Regions from separate parts of the Homo sapiens genome. Here regions 1 and 2 are each linked to region 3. The links are chromatin loops, found by intact Hi-C in ENCODE. Cell type or tissue: mammary epithelial cell. All regions are shown on one strand.

Evidence for each region. Hi-C counts contacts between places; a loop is a spot of excess contacts. Peaks named below come from ENCODE experiments on the same cell type or tissue, not always from the same donor. Only the 100,000 strongest peaks of a DNase experiment are listed, where the experiment ranks them.
Region 1: it touches region 3 in a loop (8-fold over the local background); 4 of 110 quality-filtered maps call a loop at or near these places.
Region 2: it touches region 3 in a loop (5-fold over the local background); 8 of 110 quality-filtered maps call a loop at or near these places.

The regions. Positions count from the first base shown.
Region 1 is chr6:21,868,302-21,870,801 of GRCh38, forward strand. The region is part of intron 4 of CASC15 (cancer susceptibility 15); the gene reads left to right. Among named protein-coding and RNA genes, the nearest start is that of CASC15, 200 kb to the left of the region's middle. In mammary epithelial cell, no CTCF peak of the experiment used is centred here; DNase peaks (open chromatin) are centred at 1,280 and 2,200; H3K27ac peaks cover 1,232 bases.
Region 2 is chr6:22,235,403-22,237,902 of GRCh38, forward strand. No RefSeq gene overlaps it. Among named protein-coding and RNA genes, the nearest start is that of PRL, 60 kb to the right of the region's middle. In mammary epithelial cell, no CTCF peak of the experiment used is centred here; a DNase peak (open chromatin) is centred at 1,499; H3K27ac peaks cover 1,553 bases.
Region 3 is chr6:21,596,040-21,598,539 of GRCh38, forward strand. SOX4 (SRY-box transcription factor 4) reads left to right here. Exons shown (of 1, transcript NM_003107.3): 1 at 1-2,500. Among named protein-coding and RNA genes, the nearest start is that of SOX4, 3.5 kb to the left of the region's middle. RefSeq lists an enhancer at 273-472. In mammary epithelial cell, CTCF peaks have their summits at 678 and 1,138; DNase peaks (open chromatin) are centred at 442 and 522; H3K4me3 peaks cover 2,500 bases; H3K27ac peaks cover 2,474 bases.

The sequences.
Region 1 (2,500 bases), 270 kb after region 3:
TCATGTATCAGCACCATAGGTTTTATCATTTATATAATCCTTTTTTCTGTCACTGTCAAGATTTTAAAGGGGGGATTATGGTTTGACTTAAAGAGAGTAGGCAATTCAGGCATACCACACAAAGCTGTTAAATCTCAGAGGCTTGAGATTTCTTGGCTCCTTTTAAGTTTTGGAAGCAGAGCACTCCTAGGGAATGCTATTCGGAATTGGCTTCATGGAGAAAATGTAGCTTTTGGGCAGTTAGCTTTTGAAGCTGAGAGAGGATAATAGGTTGGTGAACAAGAAGGCAAAAGTTGCTTCAGGTTTGAAAAATAAAGGAGTGAGGAGGTGATAGTCTTGTGAAGACTCTCACTGTAATAGTTCTTTGCAGGACCAAGTGGTTCTCCAGATCGAGCTCAATTTTCCCCTGAGTGCATTTTCTGAGTTGTGATAAAGCCCAGGTACCCTCTTACGGAGCGACTTATCTCTTTGTGCCCAATTGCTAGGGCTGTGCTATCATCTTGGCCAACTGCCCATTTCCTTTGGGTCTGAGAGAACATTTCAATTTAAATCTGATTGTATAGATTTAGGACTTGGGGGAAAAAAAGGTATCTGGAGTGACTTTTTTTTTTTTTTTTTTTTTGAGACGGAGTCTTGCTCTTTGCCCAGGCTGGATTGCAATGGTGCAATCTCAGCTCACTGCAACCTCTGCCTCCTGGGTTCAAGTGATTCTCCTGCCTCAGCCTCTGAATAGCTGGGACTACAGGTGCGTGCCACCACGCTCGGCTAATTTTTTTTTGTATTTTTAGTAGAGATGGGGTTTCACCATGTTGGCCAGGATGGTCTCGATCTCTTGACCTCGTGATCCACCTGCTTCGGCCTCCCAAAGTGCTGGGATTATAGGTGTGAGCCACTGTGCCCGGCCAACTTTTTTCTTTCTCTGCCTCCTACTATGAGAGTTCCCATCTTTGATGGATGACTCAGAATTCAAATTACACCTAGAAGCAAACACATCAGGCTTGAGGGTAGAGAGGGAGAGAAAAGAACAACTGTCCCATCTGTGTTTCATCCTGAGTGGGAGGTTCAAATCTAGGTATTGGCAGAATGAGATAAAGGAAGGAGAGATTGAGAAAGAGTGGAAGTGGGATGGAAAGTTATTAAGGGAAGTCATTCCAGGACAGTTTTCACCCACTCAGTAGATTACAGGACGCCATGGAAGAACTGAACTACCTCGGTAGGCTGCACCTCAGGCTCTGTGCAGACTAATGTTTTTATTGCTTAACAGGTATTGAGTCACCTTGTTAAATGCCATCCCTAATATAGAGATGGGCTTATTCCTTGCCCCAAAGCTATTGGGAGCCTAGTTAGGAAGACACGTAACACACACAGGTCCCAACACCACACAAGAATGGTGCTCCTGTCATTCTATTAAGTGGCTTACCAGGTGGAATGAAGTTATCTTGCTGGGAGTCCTCTGCCAGCGAGTTCAGTCTGATGAGAAATTTGAAATTTGATGCAACCACATTGCATCAATAGTAAGGGTTTTGGGAAGGCTTCGCTTTGCTATATGTTGAGAGAGACTTGATTCTTGGCACCGAGGAGGAGAGCTAATGGCCCTCACCCTGCACGTGCTTGAGTGTGAAGTGGTTAAAACAAAATTTTCTTTTACTTTTTAATTTTAGGTGATATTTTGATAGGGTCATAAGAATAGTGTTTCCTACCTAGGCCCATTGCTAATACCACTGTATTAAGTCTTCTTAGAAGCCCATGAATTCTCTGGCTAAAAAGTCCTGGGGGCTCCCTGTGCTAGACGTAGGGGGACATATAAATGGTTTTGAATTTCAGTTTCTATGTCAGTGAGAATTCTGTGCCAGAAAAGAGCATCTGCTCTTTATTTTACAGATGAGGAAATTTAGTCCCAGAGAGAGCGTGATTTGCCTCTTCCCTTGAGATTAGCCAGCAGAGTCAATAAGAAAAATCTAGGTCTTCTGATTCAGTCCAGTGCCTTTCTCTGTATGTCGCACTGTTTCCCTCATTATCTTGAGATTTGCTGGAGCCACAGGACTGCACAATGGTTGTGCATATGTGGATTTGAGTGCCACAGCTGAATTAACTCATGTCAATCTCAGTCCCAAGCCTGTTCCCACAACACGTGGTAAATCGTCACTCCTTGTGGTCTCAGAATTGGGTGCCTGGAGGATATCATAATCACCAGGGATAGTTTTTTCTGTTGCTGCCTGGTGCACACATCTCCTCTGCCTTGACTTGTCTGAAGTCTTTCCCTCTTTGAGGCAGGGACTGAAGGGGTGGAGCCCAGCTGTGCAAGTGCAAAGGCATGCAGCCCTAAGCTGAGCCTAATTTGAGCCCATTGAGTAGTACTAATTTTGACTCATTATATTTTTGAAAATTCAGGGCATAGGTTTTTTGTTTGTTTTTTGAGACAGAGTCTCACTCTGCTGCTCAGGCTGAAGTGCAGTGGCGTGATCTCTGCTCACTGCAACTTCCGCCTCCGAGATTTGAG
Region 2 (2,500 bases), 640 kb after region 3:
GTCCCATAGGGGATTCTAATATACTCCCAGTGGTGAGAAACACAAGTTTAGATTGGTAGAATAAAACAATGTCTTTCAATATTTTTTCCCAATAATTATTCTAGCTATATGGTAGGTTTTCTTGCTCTAAGTTGATGTATGATATTAAAAGCATATTTGAAAGAATAAATGATTTTGCATAGTGATATGGTTTGGCTCTGTGTCCCCACCCAAATATCATCTTGAATTTTACTACCATAATTCCCATGTGTTGTGAGAGGGACCTGGTGGGAGAAAATTGAATCATGGAGGCAGTTCCCCCATACTGTTCTCCTCATAGTGAATAAGTCTCATGAGATCTGATGGTTTGATATGGTGAAACCCGTTTTGCTTGGCTCTCATTCTCTTCTCTTGTCTGCCACCATGTGAGATGTGCCTTTCAACTTCCACCATGATTGTGAGGTCTCCCAAGGCACGTAACTGTAAGTCCAATAAACCTCTTTCTTTTGTAAATTGCCCAGTATCAGATATGTCTTTATCAGCAGCATGAAAATGGACTAATATGCATTGTTTTAAATTAAATTTGTATGAATAGCATGGCATTTGCTTGGCATAGAGTAGAAAACCACATAAAAGAATATAGCATGTTTTATGGGATATCAGCATATGGGGCATGCCAAGTTGAATTTCAGACCGGAGTTAAGTCAAGAGGAAGATGGCAGTGTAACTGTCTCAGACTGTTATATGCCAGAGACTACACTCCTGAGTTTCATAGTCAGTTGTTGCAGCACAACTGCTATGGTTTAAATGTCCCCTCCAAAACTCATGTTGGAATTTAATCCCCAATGTGGCAGTATTGAGAAGTGGAGTCCTTAAGAGATGATTGGGTCATGAGGGCAGGATTAATCCATTCATAGATTAATAAGCTAATGGATTAGTGGGTTATCATGGGAATGGGACTGGTGGCTTTGTAAGAGAGGAAGAGAAATCTGACCTAGCACACTCAGCCTCCTCATCATGTGATGCCCTGAATCAACTTGGGAATCTGCAGAGAGTCCCCACCAGCAAGAAGGCCCTCATCAAATGTAGTCCCTTAACCTTGGACTTCTCAGCCTCCATAATTTAAGAAATAAATTCCCTTTCTTTATAAATTACCTAGTTTCAAGTATTCTGTTATAAGCAACAGAAAACGGACTGAGATAACTACTTAAGAAACATCCTCATTAAATTGCATGAAGGGAGTTTGCAAGTGGTGGCTTGGAGCACTGCTAGCTGACAGGCACAGAAGTCATGCTTATTGTAACACAATTCTGCTGGGCAGGAAGGAGGACAACCCAAGCCATCTGCTGCACATCACGATGAGGGGAATGACCAAACGCTAGTTGAACAGATGAAATAACTGAGAGGCAGCCAAGCTGTCTGGTGGTACAAGACTGGTGAGTAACAAGAGCAAACAAATCTTCCTAGACATGGAATAGACAAGAAGAGGAGTGATGACTCACTGAAATAGAGGCTGTGGTTTGATTCTCCATACTTGGGAAAGATCAGGCTGTGCTAACCTGCTTTCAGATTCAGAGAGGTGCAGCAAACTTGCATGGGGTAGGGCTGAGAGTCCTGGTGAGGAGCGTACTGACATAAGGGACCTGAACACTTCCTGAAAAGTGGCACATTCCAAGGGACTGAGAGAATCCAGGATTTGGAAACATAGGGTTTTCTCTGCATTTGCCATTACCTGGTGATAATGACCCGAGGGTGGGTTTTCACATCAAGTCAGATGAGTGGTGTCTTTTGGAAAAAGAACAGCCAAGATCTGGAGGAGCTAGAGCTTCCAAAGAGGCACAAGGGGGAACGGTGCCAAGAGTGTGAGTCTGAGATTTCTCACACAGATTCTGGGGCCACCTATTTTCTTAACACCGTCTGTTTTGTTTATGTTCCTCTACTGCTTTCCACTGATGCTTCTTTCTTACAGAGGAAAAATGCAAAATCCTGTGTCAGTGTATTTTACTTAAATGATAAGTGATTCAGATGGGCTGTGTGATGTTACTCATTTCAATATTAATGGCATCAGAGTGATTCAATAGATAATATTTTCCTAACTTATCTGAAATAGTTATTTGGAATTGTTCGCACAGTTATTTTATCAAGATTTTCTATTTATGGCGTAAAACATAAGGCAAGTAAGATAAATCATTTCATATTGATGAGGAAAATAAGAAAAAGGCTCTGTAGTTTTATTTTCTTCCCTTGGACTTTAACACTTTCAATGAAAAGACCTCAAGGCATATGCTTCTTTGAGATAAAATACATTTTGCATCACTGTCTTTCCTCTCACATCATGGGTCTCTGCCTTCACCCTCTCAGATGGTGGCTCAGAGGCATGTCTTATCTCTTCCAAACATGCATCATGCCATGTTATATTTCTTAAATGAATGAAAACCTTGTTTAAACAGGGGAGCAATATAATGATCACCTCACCTGTTTAAATGACTGTATGAGTATGCTTTGGTCATCATCATTAAAA
Region 3 (2,500 bases):
ACGAAGAGTTTAAAGAGAAAAGGGAAAAAAGAAAGAAAAAGTAAGCAGGGCTGGCTTCGCCCGCGTTCTCGTCGTCGGATCAAGGAGCGCGGCGGCGTTTTGGACCCGCGCTCCCATCCCCCACCTTCCCGGGCCGGGGACCCACTCTGCCCAGCCGGAGGGACGCGGAGGAGGAAGAGGGTAGACAGGGGCGACCTGTGATTGTTGTTATTGATGTTGTTGTTGATGGCAAAAAAAAAAAAGCGACTTCGAGTTTGCTCCCCTTTGCTTGAAGAGACCCCCTCCCCCTTCCAACGAGCTTCCGGACTTGTCTGCACCCCCAGCAAGAAGGCGAGTTAGTTTTCTAGAGACTTGAAGGAGTCTCCCCCTTCCTGCATCACCACCTTGGTTTTGTTTTATTTTGCTTCTTGGTCAAGAAAGGAGGGGAGAACCCAGCGCACCCCTCCCCCCCTTTTTTTAAACGCGTGATGAAGACAGAAGGCTCCGGGGTGACGAATTTGGCCGATGGCAGATGTTTTGGGGGAACGCCGGGACTGAGAGACTCCACGCAGGCGAATTCCCGTTTGGGGCTTTTTTTTCCTCCCTCTTTTCCCCTTGCCCCCTCTGCAGCCGGAGGAGGAGATGTTGAGGGGAGGAGGCCAGCCAGTGTGACCGGCGCTAGGAAATGACCCGAGAACCCCGTTGGAAGCGCAGCAGCGGGAGCTAGGGGCGGGGGCGGAGGAGGACACGAACTGGAAGGGGGTTCACGGTCAAACTGAAATGGATTTGCACGTTGGGGAGCTGGCGGCGGCGGCTGCTGGGCCTCCGCCTTCTTTTCTACGTGAAATCAGTGAGGTGAGACTTCCCAGACCCCGGAGGCGTGGAGGAGAGGAGACTGTTTGATGTGGTACAGGGGCAGTCAGTGGAGGGCGAGTGGTTTCGGAAAAAAAAAAAGAAAAAAAGAAAAAAAAAGAAAAAAAAAAGATTTTTTTCTTCTCTTAATCGGAATCGTGATGGTGTTGGATTATTTCAATGGTGGGGTTAATATAGCATGTTATCCTGTCTATCTTTTAAAGATTTCTGTATAAGACTGTTGAGCAGTTTTTAAAATAGTGTAGGATAATATAAAAAGCAGATAGATGGCGCTATGTTTGATTCCTACAACGAAATTATCACCAGCTTTTTTTCATTCTTAACTCTTTAAAGGATTCAAACGCAACTCAAATCTGTGCTGGACTTTAAAAAAACAATTCAGGACCAAATTTTTTCTCAGTGTGTGTGTTTATTCCTTATAGGTGTAAATGAGAAGACGTGTTTTTTTCCTTCACCGATGCTCCATCCTCGTATTTCTTTTTCCTTGTAAATGTAATCAGATGCCATTTTATATGTGGACGTATTTATACTGGCCAAACATATTTTTTCTTTTGTCCCTTTTTTTCTTTCCTTTCTTTTTACTTCCTTTATTTCTTTATTCCTTCCTTTTCCTTTTTTTCTTTTTTTTTTCTTTTTTTTTTTTTTTTTTTGGTAGTTGTTGTTACCCACGCCATTTTACGTCTCCTTCACTGAAGGGCTAGAGTTTTAACTTTTAATTTTTTATATTTAAATGTAGACTTTTGACACTTTTAAAAAACAAAAAAAGACAAGAGAGATGAAAACGTTTGATTATTTTCTCAGTGTATTTTTGTAAAAAATATATAAAGGGGGTGTTAATCGGTGTAAATCGCTGTTTGGATTTCCTGATTTTATAACAGGGCGGCTGGTTAATATCTCACACAGTTTAAAAAATCAGCCCCTAATTTCTCCATGTTTACACTTCAATCTGCAGGCTTCTTAAAGTGACAGTATCCCTTAACCTGCCACCAGTGTCCACCCTCCGGCCCCCGTCTTGTAAAAAGGGGAGGAGAATTAGCCAAACACTGTAAGCTTTTAAGAAAAACAAAGTTTTAAACGAAATACTGCTCTGTCCAGAGGCTTTAAAACTGGTGCAATTACAGCAAAAAGGGATTCTGTAGCTTTAACTTGTAAACCACATCTTTTTTGCACTTTTTTTATAAGCAAAAACGTGCCGTTTAAACCACTGGATCTATCTAAATGCCGATTTGAGTTCGCGACACTATGTACTGCGTTTTTCATTCTTGTATTTGACTATTTAATCCTTTCTACTTGTCGCTAAATATAATTGTTTTAGTCTTATGGCATGATGATAGCATATGTGTTCAGGTTTATAGCTGTTGTGTTTAAAAATTGAAAAAAGTGGAAAACATCTTTGTACATTTAAGTCTGTATTATAATAAGCAAAAAGATTGTGTGTATGTATGTTTAATATAACATGACAGGCACTAGGACGTCTGCCTTTTTAAGGCAGTTCCGTTAAGGGTTTTTGTTTTTAAACTTTTTTTTGCCATCCATCCTGTGCAATATGCCGTGTAGAATATTTGTCTTAAAATTCAAGGCCACAAAAACAATGTTTGGGGGAAAAAAAAGAAAAAATCATGCCAGCTAATCATGTCAAGTTCACTGC